Linked DNA regions of Mus musculus: region 2 is linked to region 1. A link is a loop called in an ENCODE intact Hi-C map of the cell type or tissue named here. Cell type or tissue: left cerebral cortex. All regions are shown on one strand.

Region 1 (8,000 bases):
GACGGACGGACCTAGCTGCTGTTTGAAAGGGAAAAGGTTAACTGTTGTGCTCAAAGACTCGGTGCCGAGGGATTCTGTGAATAACAGCTGTTAATGTTTAAAGTTACTTCCATTTATGATAACACAGAATGAATATGGGTTTTATGTGCAGGAAGGAACCATCACAGTTCACTTTTTGAAATCTTGTGAAACCACGCTAGTAACCCGCTAAACCACAGCCCAGCAGTGGCTGCCGCTGCGCAGCACCGTTCTGCCTGTCTGCTCCCTCTCTCCCGCTTCACCTTTGCACACTAATTATATACTTTATGTTTACCTGACATTATGCAATTTGTAGGCTTAGCAGAGCTTAGCCATTCTAGGTAAGCCTCATTCTCTAGAATAAACTTTCCCCTTGGAGAAAAATATTTTTGTTGTTATGATAAAAAAAAAAGCTCCATAAACTGGCAAAAATCTATTTTGAGATTTTTTTTCCAAAGAAATTAAATTTCAAAATTGCTGAGATGTTAAGTAATGAATAAAATAAAGGGATTAATAATTCATTCGTGTATTAATAAATATTTCAGCACTAAATGGAGCCCTGGTAAATGCACATTAATATCTTAGTAAGTGAAATTCTTTGAATGTTTTCTATATTTTAATTTAATGTATTTAGTATTGACCATGGATCTATAGAAAGGAGGTTTAACAAAAGTCACTAATAAATATGAAAAGGAAACTTTGAGTGGTTTGAATAAATGAACATGGTCACAGTGTAAGACATTTGAAGGCAAGGATAGCTACCAATCACATCCTCAATGCGAGTGCTTTTTACTAATCAGGATTCTTCTTCCTTGAGATTTGCTAAGAAGCATTCCGAATCAGTGCTGTTCCAATGGAGTTGTAGCTTCTCAGTAGATGTGTCTTCAAATGTATGCTTTCAACTAATTCTAATTTCACTATTTAAATATTAGCCATAACTTTGGGGACTGTGCGCACGCGTGTGTGTATTGGTGGTTATGTATGTGTGTATGTGCCTTTTTATGTGTTTATATTTTGCTTATTGGTGTTTTGAATTTTTTAAAACAATTATTCATTGTGCAGCTGTGTGTGCACACACATGTGCCAGGGTTTGCTTGGAGGTCGGAGGACAGACACCTTGTGGGAGTTGCCTATCACCACGTGGATCCAGACATGGCTTGGTCTCAGGCACCTCTAGTCTTTGGGCTATCTTGCTGGCAATTTAGTTTTCTTTGACAAAGGATCTCACTATGCAGCCCAGGCTCGCCTTGAACTCACAATCCTCCTGCTCAAGCCTCCAGAGTGTTAGGATAATGAGCCAGCATGTGGCAGCAGTACATCTTGCCTTTATTGTGCAAACTAAAACCATATTGGAACAGAGGCCCGAGGTCACACCCTGCTCAGTTGTGGCTCTAGTGATGTCACACCGAGGACCTGTAACCTTCTGCTTTATGCGTACACTGCAGAAGATGGCCTCTGGAAAGTGTCATGTAGCACCATTGTCATTTTTGTACCAATAACACTGTTCTTTCCTCACACTGTACATGTTAGTGTTACTCAGGTCGGTTGTGGGGACCAGAAACACCCTGAACACTGCTAATGTCCCTCCGGGGCACAAGGTCACCTCCCAAGGGCCACCAGCTCTATAATAATGTTTTCTACAAGGATCTTGAACTTAAGAGACCTAAAGTAGAAAAGTCCCAAGAATCAATACTTCATTCATTCATTTACTTACTAACTCATCCATCCATTGTCTTACTCATTCATTCATCAATCCCAGATCATTCACTCATTCACCACACCTTCAAAATACTCTTTGGGCCGGGTGTGGTTGTACATGACTTTAATATCAGCATTTGGGAGGCAGAGGCAGGCGGATCTCTGTGATCTATAGCCTGGTCTACGTAGCGAGTTTCAAGAGACCCAGGGCCACTTTGAGAGATGCAATCTTAAAAAAAGAAAAAAAAAACTCTAGGATCTCATGGACTCATTCACCCAGGCACAAATATTCACATACACCCATATGGACACACCTTTAATCCCAGCACGTGGGAGGCAGAGGCAGGAGGAGTTCTGAGTTCGAGGCCAGCCTGGTCTACAGAGTGAGATCCAGGACAGCCAGGGCTACACAGAGAAACCCTGCCTCGAAGGAAAAAAAAAAAAAAAAAAAAAGGAAACACATTCATCTCATTAGTATGCAAATTGGCTTTAATCTTTAATAATTGATAAAATTAAATGTCTATCGAAGAGTTGTTTCAAAGAAAAGTTTTAAATTTATTTTTTGAAAATTCCATACATAAGTACTGCGTTTACATTATATCTGCTCCACTCTCCCCCCGCTCCCATCTCCAACTTCTCCTCTACCCACGCCCACTCCCTCAGTCTCATGCTTCAGGATATATATGATCTCTAAGCTTCCTGCTCCTGCCGCCACGCCTGCCACTTGCTGCTGTGTCTCCCTGAGAAAATGGTCTCTTCTTTCTTTCTCTCTTCCTTCATTTGCTTTTGGTCTTGATGCGTTACCACAGTAACAGAAAAGTCACCACTATATTCTATATCGCAAAACACCGTAGACAGCATCTAAGGACAGACACCAAAGATTGTCTTCTGGTGCCTGTGCGTGTGCACCATGTGCGTGCACATAAATACGCACACGCATCGAATGTAGGTGCTCGGAGTCCTTCAGTACCAAATATTCAGCCAAGATTTCATTCTTTATATGAAAATAAACAGTCATCTCATTGGTATGCAAATGTGCTTTAATCATTGACAGATGTTAAAACTACACGCCTATCAAATTATTCCTAAGTAATGTTTTTAATTTACTTTTTAAGAATTTTGTTCATGAGTACTGTGCTTACATCATCTCTGCCCTGCCTCTCCAACTTCTTCTGTATCTACTCCCCCTCCCTCTCAAGTTTATGACTTCGTTTTCTATAATTATTATTGTTAGACACACACACACACACACACACACACACACGCATGCACACATAGCGTTGCTGCTATGCATGTGTGTTTAGGGCTGGTCCCTGGGATTGGGTAACTCCCTAGAGGTTCATGCCTGGAGAAAACTGATTCTCTCTTTCAACATCCATTGACTCGATCACCTGTACATCATAATCTGGGGGCGGGGCCAGGTATTTTCCCAATCTTATTGGAAAGTTGACTGGTGTTGTCGTTACATCTTGTTTAGGTGACCATGCAGTCAAGATTCCTGGTAGCAGCATCCCTGCCATGTCTAGAAGATACTATCTCACGGCAGATATTTTGGTCTTCTGTCTTGACAGGAGTTCTAGGCTGTTGTCCACACCGTTTCCCGAGCTGTAGGCCTTGGGGTTATGTTGTTCAAGGGCTGATCAGGGCTGAGCATCCCCGTCACGTGTTCTCCACATACATTTTGACCAGTTGGATAACTCTGCAGTGGCTCTAAATGAATTTCTTCGTGAATTATTATCAGTAGATGTTTGATTAGCTTGCCTATTTTATATGCTGCACACCAGGATTATGCATACTTTTTTTTTTTTTTTAGACAGAAGGGGGTTGCAAGAGTCAAAGCTTAAGAAGCTCGGGTCTGGACCCGGGCTGCCTTACTCAGAAGAGCACACACCACCAAATGCATCCTGAGAAGCCTCAGCTCCCTGAGGTGTGGTGGCCATTAAGGCATACTTGTCTATTACATCCTGCACATGCCCATCGACATCATAACTATGCTGATTTGCAACCACAGCCTTCTGGGAACACAGCTATGATGGACTCCAAGCTTCCTTTGTCCTCTATAGATCACTGTGAGGGCAATAGTGTCTTATTCGTCCTCTGTGCATCCCCAGATCACGGTCTGGGTAAATGTAAAAGACATTTGCATGAAGTCTTTTAAAATTTAAAATTTTTATCACAATCTGTTTGGCCTTAGCTCTCTTTATGACCTAATTAATCCAGGATGGAGCTGGTTCCTCCTAGTAGTCAGATAACTCAGCCAGTTAGTGTCTTCCATTGTGACACATTCCTGGCTGGAGGGAGGAGGGAGGCAAGAGACTAACTTTCCAAACCCCGGAGAATGGAGACTTACAAGGTCCTCAAGGCCTCTGCCCAAGGATAGAGGCAGTAACAGTTGCTGCAAAAGTTAAACAACTGAGGCAGAGTTGCCTGGAGGAGCTGCTCCAAGCTGTCTGGCCACTGCTTGGCAGGGAGAGCTCCAGGGGTGCAGCTTTCATGATATGTCACCTTTCTGGGTGGCCTTTTAAGGGTTGTAGCTGTCAAGCAGTCCAGTCAAACACCTAGGTGTAACTCATTCGTTTTCCAAGTTGACTTGGCTAGAATCATTCCTTGGGCCTGGCGTTGTTTCCCTACCTGGGGATGTTTGTGTTGTGTCTCCTCAGGAAAGTACTATACAACATCAGTTTAAGGATCACTTCCTTAAGGATAGTTTCCCAGATAAGGTCACTGTTACCATGCTAGTCCCAGAGAAGTCTCAGGTCTCTATGGCAATGTTTATTCCTTTATTTATACAATCTCTGAGTCCTGTCGTAGCCAGCAAGCACCAAGAGGGCTAGACATGAAGATCTCGGCTTTGGTACGGCACTTCAGCACACCCTCAATAAAGTTTCAGGAATAAAAGAATTTTGATTAATAGCATTGGCGAGCCTGATCTTTCCTTTCCTCTAACCCTCCACTGGCTTCACAGTGGTCACAGTTGGCAAACTGCTGGCTTTTTTTTTTTTTGTTGTTTTGAAAGCACCGTGTATTTCTGTCTACTGTGTGGACATGGTGTCTTGGTGAAGAGCAGTCAGGATGCTTGTCCCACGTGCGTGCGCATGCCCATGCAACAGCGTGCTCTCTCACTCTCTGCCCTTCAACTTCAGTAGGAGTGTGCCATGCTCTCTAGCGAAGTAGGAACTCAGATGCTCTGAGTTCTTTTCCTAATTTGGAGGAACCACTAGAGGGGGCAGTGACATTCTCTGTTGCATGTGGATTGTAGGATAATGGGGTCAGATGGGTCTGTCTGACTTCTCCCACTTACACAGCAAGAACAGAGAGCAAGAAAGAGGAAAGGGTTTCCCAAAGGCTACAGAGTTAGACAAAACCAAGACTAGAGCAACGACTTTCGCTTCCCCGCTCCGGCTTCCATGAGCAGCACAGTCTCCTGCTCCCAGACATTGGAGGAGTCCTATAGGCTACCTGGATGTGGACCATGTGGGACAAAGCTGGTTAACTCATCCAGAATTCCCTGGGCTGCCAATGTTTTCATCCAAGTTTATTTATTAGTGGTCCGAGAATATGAGCATGTGTGCTGGAGGGAGGGAAACCACGTGGCAATGGAAGTAGCGCTGAGCCCCTGCACTTCCTATAAATGAGATGCAACTGATAACAATGGCTACTGCTCTGTTCTCGTTGGTGCTACTTTTTGCACCCCCCACCCCCGGCCAGTGTCTACCCCTCCCTACCACTTACAGAGGCATGGGCCAGTGGCAGGTGCTGGCTAACCAACTCCTCCCTGGCAGAGTGATGGTTTAGGGGAGGGTATCAACTTCAGGTGAATGTATGAGGGGCCTCAGTGGAGTCTCAGAACTTGGAATCTTCCTGCCGCCATCTCCCAAGTGCTAGGATTACAGGTATATGCCCGAATGCCCACATGGGAAGTCTTGCTTAAAAAGCAGATAAGAGAGTTCTGGAAAGACCCAGAGAGAAGGTCCAGGCAGAGAACAGAGCTCCAGGTCCAATCCTCTCACCCTGGTGTCTGAAGTGCCCCTCACAGTCTTTGAGTTGCTCTGAGTTGTTCCTCAAAGATCATTTGACTTGGATCTTTGAAACTCACAACGAAGAATTTTGGTGCAATTCTAAAGCTTGTTAGAACTTACCAGAACTAGCTCTGAAACCGAGTGGATGGGCTGTTTGGAGTCACTGGGAATAGGGGATCATTTTCCTTCTCCATACGGCTGTTAGGATGAAGACACGACTCAATCTCTTAAGAACAGCAGTTGAAGATGCAGACCAATCAGCTCTCTGCATTTCCCGTCTGTCATCTGTCTTTGCTCAGTCAGGAAGGACGAGTTACCAGTGAGGCCAAGGGCACACTCTTGTGACTCAGTGACTTCTGCTCTGCCTATAGCACAGGCTTTACTCTTAAGCACCATGCTGTTTTGCAGCTCGTCCCCTGAGTGGTGTGCCAGTATGGCTCATCTGTATGGGCAGCACTGGGTAGTTAGAAGTGCCGTGCTGACCTCAGGGAACGGCGTTCAAGCACCAGCTCTGACCTTCTCTGAACCATCATACATCTCTGGGCCTCGACTTAATCAGCTTAAAACTACAGTATTTGAACAGCATGATCCTAAGATACCCTCTGGCCTTAAAGTTATATCATCACCAAAGAACAGTTCAGTATATATTTTGAGACCAGCATGTTGATCTAACTGACCTTGCTCCCACTCCCCAATTGTGCTTAATTTCACCGTTCTTCTTGCCAGTGCCCAAGGCTAGCAGCGCCTTTCACTATCTTTCAAATAATCTCTGATTCAGGCACAAAAGTGCAGGCTGGCCCTCCCTCCTTAACAAATCATTTGTTACCCTGAGGCTTGAACGTACGCTATGGCACGGAGGAGGACGAATGCCTCTTTCAGTGATATTAATTACTGTGAAGTAGCAATTCTGTACTTCAGGGCCTAGGAGGAAAGAGCTTTCCTCGCATTCTCACCTCTGCCTCCCAGACTCCCTCAACACATCCACCTCCCAGGCTGCGAAGAGCCAGGGTTGCTAGGAGACCTGTTCGACTGTGGAATAAAAAGGGAAGCAGATACTTCCTGGATGCCCCCATCTAGTTTTAAAAGACTGAGTTAAAGTACAAGTGGAGGTGGTTAGGGAAGGGAAGTGGGGGGGAGGGAACGGGAGATACACGTGAGAATCTGAAGTCATCCTTGCCAGGGCCAAGCTTGTCTTCAGAAAGCATGAGCTAAATCTATGCACCCCGGGTGGCAGAGCCCGGCATACGGTACGGTAGAGCCTGGCATAACTGGGTGGGGGGATGATCAATCAGACCCTGAGAGACTCATTTAGGATACAAAGTTGAGGGTCCTTTACAGAATGCTTGTGACTGTAGTTCAGTTGCTAGCATGGATGTAACCCTGGGTTCGAGCCCTAGCACTACATAAAAACTGAACATGGTGGTAACTCAAATGTAAGGCCACTCCACTCAGTAGGTGGAGGTAGGATGATCAGGAGTTCAAGGTCATCCTCAGATACACACCCAGTTAAAGGCCACCAGGGCTACATGGCACCTCTACCCCTTCCTCAACAAAGTGAGGTCTACCCCATGATCTCAGTTACTGTTCTGTTGCTCTAATAAGACAACCTGACAAAGGAGACGTAGGAAGACCTTATTTTGGTTCACAATTCCAAGGCATAGTCTATCCTGACAGGGGAGTCAAGGCAGCAGGAGCCTGAAGCAGCCGGTCACCTTTTATCCTTAGCCAGGAAGAAGAAAGCGATGAATGCTGATGTTGAGTTCATGTCCTACTCTTCATACAGTCAAGGATCCCAGACCAGAGGATGGTTCCGCTCACAGTGCCCAAGTGATGCTACAACTCTTCCAGTTGACAGCTGAATTTGACAGTACTCTCATGCTATTGGTGGGTTTTCTGGACACGGTATCTGGCACATGTGCCAAGCTCAATAAACGGTCATCATTATTGTGCTTGTTATTGTTGTGATTGTCCTTGTAGGTATAGATTTTGTCTCTGTAAGTATTTTTAGTTGCCGTGGATTAAAAACTTTTTTTTTTTTTTAAAGACAGGGTCTGGCTATGTAGCCCCAAACTCCTGATTCTTCTACCTCAGCCTCCTGACCGGTAAGATGATAAATATGCCACCAAACAAACATTTTTACCATAGACCTTGTCATCATTTAATGTCCCTCTAAAAGCATATTGTACTATTCCTATACATGTCTAAAGCATACACTTAGAGTCTGTTTCTTTTACCCAACCCACAGGTACTATGATCTTCAATACT
Region 2 (8,000 bases), 270 kb after region 1:
GGCCCCTCCCTTCCCTGCACCTCTCGTCTGTGATTCTGCCTGGATGACAGTCACTCACTCTCCCCTCTTAATGCAACTGCAAGCTCTGTAGTGGTCGTGTTTGCACTCCCTGGGAACGAGCACATAGCAGCTGCTCAATAAACTGACTTGATTAAAATGAATTTCATTGAGGTATTTATTCATTGTGTGTTGGTAGTTTTGTTTTTTAAATCCATGTCTTGTCATGGAGCCATTTTGACACACACACAGCTTCCTAACACTGGAGTGCCACTTAACTGTGCTTTGGATCCTTCCCTTCGTTCTAGTAACACAGCGGACTTCATGCCACTGTTAGACTGCGGAAATCTCCCTTCTGTCTCCATCTGTGAATGGCTAACCTGCATCCACACTGGATTCACATTTAACTGACCCCACAGCTCCACACTAAAATGATCATCCTTTGAGGCACCAGTTATAGTTACACATATAGGGTAGCTCCTTACCGATTGCTGTAGAGGTCTATTAAAGAATCATCAGAGAAAAGCTTATAATCTATTGCTTATTTGTATTTGAGGCCTTTCCATTGATGGGCACTCCCCTGTCTGGCCTTTATCTCAGAGTCCTACACACTAGTTAAGGGCTATGGCTGCAGAATGTATGTGCACTGCACAGTGCTTTGCCCAGTGAAATTGGGGGCAAGTGTAAGGTAACTTGTATCTCATTTCTTGATTATTTGTTTTCTTTTTGAGAGTTAGCTTTTTTCCTATTTCCTTATATTTGAGCAGAAAATATGAGATGTTGTTAAGTATTTGACAGATTAGTTGTTGATAAGTTAAGGGACTTAAGCCATGTGATGTCATCCCAGGTCACTTTGCTTAAACTCCAGTCAGCCATCTTGGATGCTAGTTTATGTGCCAGCCTTGTAGTAAACCCTTGTTCTAAACTACAAAGGAGGGGCTGGAGAGATGGCTCAGTGCTTAAGAGCACCGACTGCTCTTCCAGAGGTCCTGAGTTCAGTTCCAGCACCCACATGGTAGCTCACAACCATCTGTAATGGGATCCGATGCCCTTTCCTTGTGTGTGTCTGAAGACAGCTACAGTGTACGCACATGCATAAAATAAATCTTTAAAAAAACTATAAATGATATACTTTGACTCATGTAAGTTGAAATTTAACTTGTATAAAGAATTTCCATAAATGTTGACCAAAAAAAAAAATGGTAGTATGTTTTCTCCAAAAAAAATATTATGTCCCACATTTAAATGCTTTATCTCTTTAATAAGCATAGTTTTCTAAACTAAAGGAATCATGAAATTGCTATTATTTTTACAATCAAAGTTAGTACTTTATCCAAATTGAAAATGATAAATATTAAAATTAAGTAATCAAAAAATAATTTTGACTTTTTATCCAAATATTTCTTTTAGATTGTATCTGCTGTACAGTATTGCCATCAAAAATGCATTGTTCACCGTGATCTTAAGGTAAGCTGCTGCTTTAAAAATTAAAATATTAATTATGAAAATATGTAATAATAACGGGGCTGGGGAGAAGGCTTGATGAATAAGGGCATTTGCTGTGCTAGCATGAAGAGGCTACTTACCCACTTCCTTTGTTTGATTCATAGCTCAACAACTCATCTTTATATTTAAAAAAAAATCACGTTCAACAACTGTGTGTTCAGTCCAGTCCAGGGGAGAGAGGATTCCCATCTATCCCTGGACAGAGACCTCAGCATTGCATGCTGGTCTCTTTGGGGGCAATGCGGTTACTTAGAGTTCCATCTAGACCAGCGGTTCTCAACCTGTGAGCTGTGACCCTCTGGAGGTCCAATGACCCTTTCACAGGGGTGACATATTAGATATCTGATGTTTACATTAGGATTCAGACAGTAGTAAAATCACAGTTATGAAGTTGCAATGAAAATAATTTTATGGTTGGGGTTCACCACAGCATGAGGAGCTGTATTAAAGGGCAGGTTAGGAACTAGGTATGTCCACCCTACTACAGATGGCCAAGGAGACTTAGGCCCTTATATCAGGAAGGCATTTGTTGTTGTTGTTGCTGCTGCTGTTTTATTTGTTCATTAGTTGGTTGGGTTTTTGGTTTCTCTTTCTTTCCTTCTTTCTTTTCTGTTTTTGTTTGGTGGTTGTTGTTGTTTTGGGGCAGGGGTTCGGATGGTTAGGGGCTTAGGGTTGGGAAGCTTTGGCTTGGGTTTGGGTTCGGGGTTTTTGAGACAGGATTTTACTGTGTGGCTAGCCCAGGCTGAGATTATAGGCATGTGCATGGCCTGGGCCAGTGTCCCCACAGGCCTCCCCACAGTTAACTCTTAACTCTGTTGACAGTTAACACTAGCCACCACTGCTGTAGTTAGACTCTTCACAAGTGTAGGAGAAGCTAGAACACCATAAAAGAAAATGAAGGAGCGGAGACCTGGAGGCAGGAGACACGTGGCAGGTCCTCCAGTGAAGCACAGGGTTCTCTGATTTCATCTCCGTCAGTTTCCCCCTTTGCGGACTCTGGCTGAGCACATCTACAAACCGACCTGTAGCTTTATTGGTCTATTTATTCGTCAGTTGGAAATAGAATTTGAAATGAAGCATTCACAAAGCAAGTGTTCATTAAGTTGCTTGTGTTTATAAAAGACATTTCCATTTTTTATCTTTGAGCAATTGTTTTAGAAGAGCCTCTCAAACATGGGAGCAGAGTCTCTGCTTCCTATAGAACGTGACTCTAGACAGGACTCTACTTTTAGAACAGCAAGCGTTGCTGAAAATAAAGTCTGTGGGAGCCAAACTGTTCCAGTTTGTTTCCTTTCACTAAGCATTCTGTCAGAGGGGATGTGGGGCTGAGTAAAGGAGTCGGAGGGCCTGCAGCAGTCGTTTTAGAAAGACCCTGGAGCTTAGCATCAACTACCTGTGAAAATGGTGCTCCCCTGGCTGAGTGTGGCTTAAGTCTGAGGCGAAGCAGTGATTTCAGTGTGTGTTCCTTACCTTAGGTTCTGGTAAGGTACAGTTCCAAGATGCCTCTTAGCAGAAAGTTAAAAACATTTAAAATAAACTTTGGGGGGGAAATGTGTTTATAGCTCCTATGAGCTTTCCTTTTTGAGTGTCAAAATTCAGACTTCCACAGATGTTGTTTGGACAGTTATGCACTGCAAAATTTAATGTTACATTTTAAAATGAGAGGCATGCCCAAGTGTGCTTAGAATCTGAAACAGGTATAGCATTTTTATTTTGTGTACGCTTTTTACATTGTCCTTTTTATTATTTTCCTCTTAGGCTGAAAACCTTCTCCTTGATGCTGATATGAATATTAAAATTGCTGACTTTGGTTTTAGCAATGAATTCACAGTGGGGAACAAATTGGACACATTCTGTGGAAGCCCGCCTTATGCTGCCCCCGAGCTTTTCCAAGGCAAGAAGTACGATGGGCCAGAAGTGGATGTGTGGAGTCTGGGCGTCATTCTCTACACGCTGGTCAGTGGCTCGCTGCCGTTTGATGGCCAGAATCTAAAGGTATATGCCTGTTTGGTGCCGACACCCCCTTCCGCAGGAGCGGTAATGTCAACTGCTACTTAACAAATACTTTCCTTCTTTGTCAAAGGAACTTCGGGAGCGAGTCCTTCGAGGGAAGTACCGCATCCCCTTCTACATGTCCACAGACTGTGAGAATCTCCTGAAGAAACTGTTAGTGCTGAATCCCATAAAGCGGGGCAGCCTGGAGGTGAGTGCGCGCTGTTCTGGGTGCGCGCTCAGAATGCAGTACAGATGTTGTAGGGCCAGCGCTCACCGAAGGGTTAGTTCTTCTTGGTTCTTTGGTGAGTCGTTAAAACTGGCACAATGGAGACAAAATTAACTTTTGAAGAGGATAAACCTAGTCTTTGTCAGAAACTACCTGGTCCAAAACAAAAAACCTTTAATGCTGGTTAAGGCTGACCAGATATTTGAAGGTTGAAAGTGACTGAAAATTCGAACCCAGTTAGTTCTTCACTCTCTGAAATCATGTGAAACCAAATAGAAGCTTGAATACAGAAACCTACAGATACGTGAGTAGAGCATACGGGCAGGTGCTGTCTACTTAGCACATGGCTGTGGCCCACACAGTCTATTCGGCACCAGTTTACATGGCCTGCTGCAGAACCAGCAGAGTTCTTGTAACCCAGATCCTTCCTTACACTGTAACTAAGATAACTCATCATCTTAAGCATTTTCCCTATCTGGGTTTTCTTCGGTATTTAAAATTTTGGGGTGTTTGCTCCCTTCCTTGTTTGCTTGTTTGTCTTTGAATGTATATTAGTGTTTGTATGTGTGTGAATTACATGCATGCAGTACCCTCAGAGGCCAGAAGAGGGTGATACATTCCCTAGATCTAGAGTTACAGATGGTTGTGAGCTGCCTTGTGAGTCTGGGAACTGAACCTTAGAAAAGTGCATTTAATCTAAGACATCCCTTCAGCCCCTTCGTTTGTCCTTAGGAATATTTTGACCTGAACTAAAAGAATGTCAGAGACTCAGTACTCATCTTGCCTTGGACTTTTAAAGTCTTCTCAGCTGCATTGGAAGCACAGGGAACTCCGAGAAGCCCTTAAGTGTTTAGGGTTTTTGTGGTTTTCCTCTGGAGGAGAAAAGGCATGCTAATGTTGCTGTCTGTAGTGAGCCCGCTTTTGTGTTACCATTCTTCTCAGCTTACTTCCAACCATTCATAGAAAAGCATGTGATCTCTCACAATTGAAAACCAGCCTCCTTAGATCTAAAAGACTGGCATTTCAGTAAAATGTCACCCTCCCGGTCCTGCTCTGGGGGCCACTTTTTTAAAAAAAGATTTACTTAAATCATGTATATGTGTGTTTGTGAGTGTGTACCAATGCTGGGAGAGGCTAGAGGTGGAGGTGGGATCCGCCTGTGTCAGGAAGCCCCTTCAGCTGCGTGTCAGTAACATTCCCAGAGGGGAAGCAGCAGTGCATAGGGCAGAGTAGAAGGAACAAAGTCCCTGGGAGACAGAGCTCACCCATCTCTGTGGACCCCTGATAAAGAGAACTGCTTCCCTCAAAGACGACTCATTCGCTGACCTTAATGTTGGCTAGACTAGCTAGCCAGATGTTTAGTCTTTCATTCCTGACATTAAAAGGATGAAAATGGTCTAGACCTCACGGTTTAGGCCGACAAAGCCAGCTCCTGAGCAGGAGGCGAGGATCCCGGCCGGCCTCAGAAACTGGAGTAGCAAGTTACTCAGCCCCTCCCCGTCATTGTCACTCTGTGGCCCTTGTAGATGCCCATAGCCAAGGGCTGCAGGGTCATTGCTTCAGACAGCATTGTGAAGAAATACCATGACCATGGCAACCCTTATAAAGGAAAACATTTAATTGGGGCTGGCTTACCAGTTCAGAGGTTCAGTCCATTATCATGGTGGGAAGAATGGTAGAAAGGGACTTTCTCACTTTAGATGTAGCTTGAGGAGAGTCCACCTCCAAAGTGACACACTTCCTTCAACCTAGGCCATACCTCCTAACAGTGCCACTCCCTATGGACACACATTCAAACACATGGGTCTGTGGAGGCCACATCTATTCAAACCCCCACAGGAAGATAGGACAGTGGCTAAGGCCAGGCTACCTCAGCTTATACATGTACCTATCTGCTCTCCAAAGTGCCCCGTGAGACCGGGACCCAGATGGCAGGGCCCGGATGGCAGCAGATGCAGCTGCAACTTCATTTTTATTCTATGTAATTTTAAAAATTTTATGTTTATGTGTGTGTTTTGCTTGCATGGATGTCTCTGCATCATGTGCTTGCCTGGTACCCATGGTAGCCAGCACTGGATCCCCTAGAACTGGAGTCATAGATGGTTGTGAGCCACTTGTGGGTTCTGGGGATCAAATGAATTCCTCCAGAATAGCTAGGACTCTTAACCACCTTGCCAGCCCTCTGTACCAGTTACAGTTAGTAAGCTTTACATTGTGTGAGTGTGTGTGTGTGTGTGTGTGTGTATGTGTGTGTGTGTGTGTGTGTTGGGGGGATCTGTAAACTGGTTTTTAAAACGGCTATTTCAAAACACTCCTCTATGTATAACATAGCTTTTTAGCCAGTAATAATTTTAGGGTGTAGTTTGCAGCATACTTTTTATAGGTCTTCTTTACATATTCCAGATACTATCTCCTTCCCTGGCTATAGCTGTTTTCTCTCATTCGGTGTTCTGTCTCCACAAGATTGTCTTTAACAACCCAGGGCAGGTGTGCACAGCATCAGGTTATTTGATTAGGATATGCACACCAATACCTGTTTTCACTTTGATGTCTACCTGATTTCTGATTCTAGACCTTAATTTTTACCACCATCCTTTCCCATATTCTTTAGTTACCTGGACAGAGCAGCCTAGATTTCCATCCCCAAGATCTTCTCTTTCTGGGGTGTGGGATTTTAAAATAAATACATGACCAGAAAAAATAAATTTTTATTTATCACATATACATATATATGTATATATATGTGTGTGTATATATATATATACATACACACACACACACACACACACACACACACACATATATACATGAAGCAAAAGTTAAAGTCAGGTTCTCATGATAAAACTTTGCGGTTTGGAAATATTCCTTTTGAAGCGATGTGAAAGGAGGATTATTTGAGCATTGCCTTGGTGAGAAGTGGATAATAGAGTTGTGATAAGATTGTGGGTGACTAGAGACCCACACCTCCTGTTAGACCATTAATTACGGTACATGGAGTAAGTTTATTTGAAAGTGTCACGTGATTCTTGTTGCGTGAACCAATGCACTTCACGTTTGAGGCGTGGGCCGAAATGTTGTAATTCACCAGACATGACCTAGCGTTTATTTCCTAGCAAATAATGAAAGACCGATGGATGAATGTTGGTCATGAGGAAGAAGAGCTAAAGCCGTACTCTGAGCCTGAGCTTGATCTCAGCGATGCAAAAAGAATAGGTAAGTAGCTAAGTCCTGTGCGAGGCGCGCTCGTGGCTACACGCGAAAGCGTCTGCTGGCACGCACTGTTTACATGTGTTGTTGCGGTAAATCTCCAACCCAAAGAAGCCCGGGCAGTGAAAACACAACACAGTTCATATGATTACATGCTGTGCGCCTAGATTGGCAGATCTACCGCTACACTACCATCTTCCACCTCTATGAGACCCCTTAGAACCTGCGGTTTCTCCAGGCCATGGGCTTCTGCTCTGCTTTCCTTCCTCCTCCTCTGTTGTCCTCTCCCCACCCCCTTTCTCTCCTAAAACCTTCAGCTCCACCTTCCCCTCTTTCTCTGCCCAAATCCACCACGCCCGGCTCCTTTATTTATAAATTAAGGTGGGAAGAAGGTTTATAGGAAATCACTTGAGTGCTGACTCATTCCTGTTCGCAGCCCCTCACAGGGAAACAGAATTAACATCAAATACAATTAGTCCCAGGGCTATCCACAGGACTTTAAAATTTAAAATTTAAAATATCCAACTTCCTTAGTTTGTTCTCATGTATATCTGTGATGCTGTTCAATGGTTGACAACTGTAACAAAAATTAAAATAAATTAGACAAATTTGTAACTCTTTCTTTCTGCACTCCCTCACTGGAAGAGTGGCCACTGTAACTATTAGCACCGAGCAGACTGAAAGGTCCAGCCAGGGTCAGGACTGGATTCTAAGCTCTGAGCACACTGCCTCACCATCTCTGCTCTCATTCCTCAGCCAAGCCGACCCTCCCTGCCCCCAGTCCTCATTAAGAACCTGGTGGGAACATTGTGGAAGTCAAGCCTTCAAAGAAAAGCTGGGAACTGCAGATGAGAAAGGAAGCAGGTTCTTGGTTGAGATGCTGGCCTCTCATGAGTGGCTGAGGCTGTGCTGAGAGAGAAAGAAGAGAGAGCGAGGCTTTGTGTGAGGTTTAGACATGCCAGCCTGTGTGGACAAAGCCAGCCAGCTCAGAGATGTCCCAAGATATGAAAAATATGCTTAATATATTAAATCTGTAACATAAATAATTCTGTACACACACAAAAATTAG

What was found. A loop is a pair of places that touch in the nucleus more often than their neighbours do. Peaks named below come from ENCODE experiments on the same cell type or tissue, not always from the same donor. Only the 100,000 strongest peaks of a DNase experiment are listed, where the experiment ranks them.
Region 2: a loop joins it to region 1, with 2.8 times the contacts of the local background. A loop is called at or near these places in 2 of 42 quality-filtered maps.

The regions. Positions count from the first base shown.
Region 1 is chr1:185,184,499-185,192,498 of GRCm38, reverse strand. No RefSeq gene overlaps it. Among named protein-coding and RNA genes, the nearest start is that of Rab3gap2, 16 kb to the left of the region's middle. In left cerebral cortex, a CTCF peak has its summit at 4,944; DNase peaks (open chromatin) are centred at 2,393, 4,945, 6,258 and 6,783; H3K27ac peaks cover 1,313 bases.
Region 2 is chr1:184,915,016-184,923,015 of GRCm38, reverse strand. It overlaps Mark1 (MAP/microtubule affinity regulating kinase 1), which reads left to right. Exons shown (of 18, transcript NM_145515.2): 7 at 1,408-1,464; 8 at 3,262-3,498; 9 at 3,587-3,706; 10 at 6,838-6,937. Among named protein-coding and RNA genes, the nearest start is that of C130074G19Rik, 36 kb to the right of the region's middle. In left cerebral cortex, a CTCF peak has its summit at 4,316 (motif pointing right); DNase peaks (open chromatin) are centred at 2,469, 2,771, 3,402 and 4,331; H3K27ac peaks cover 2,057 bases.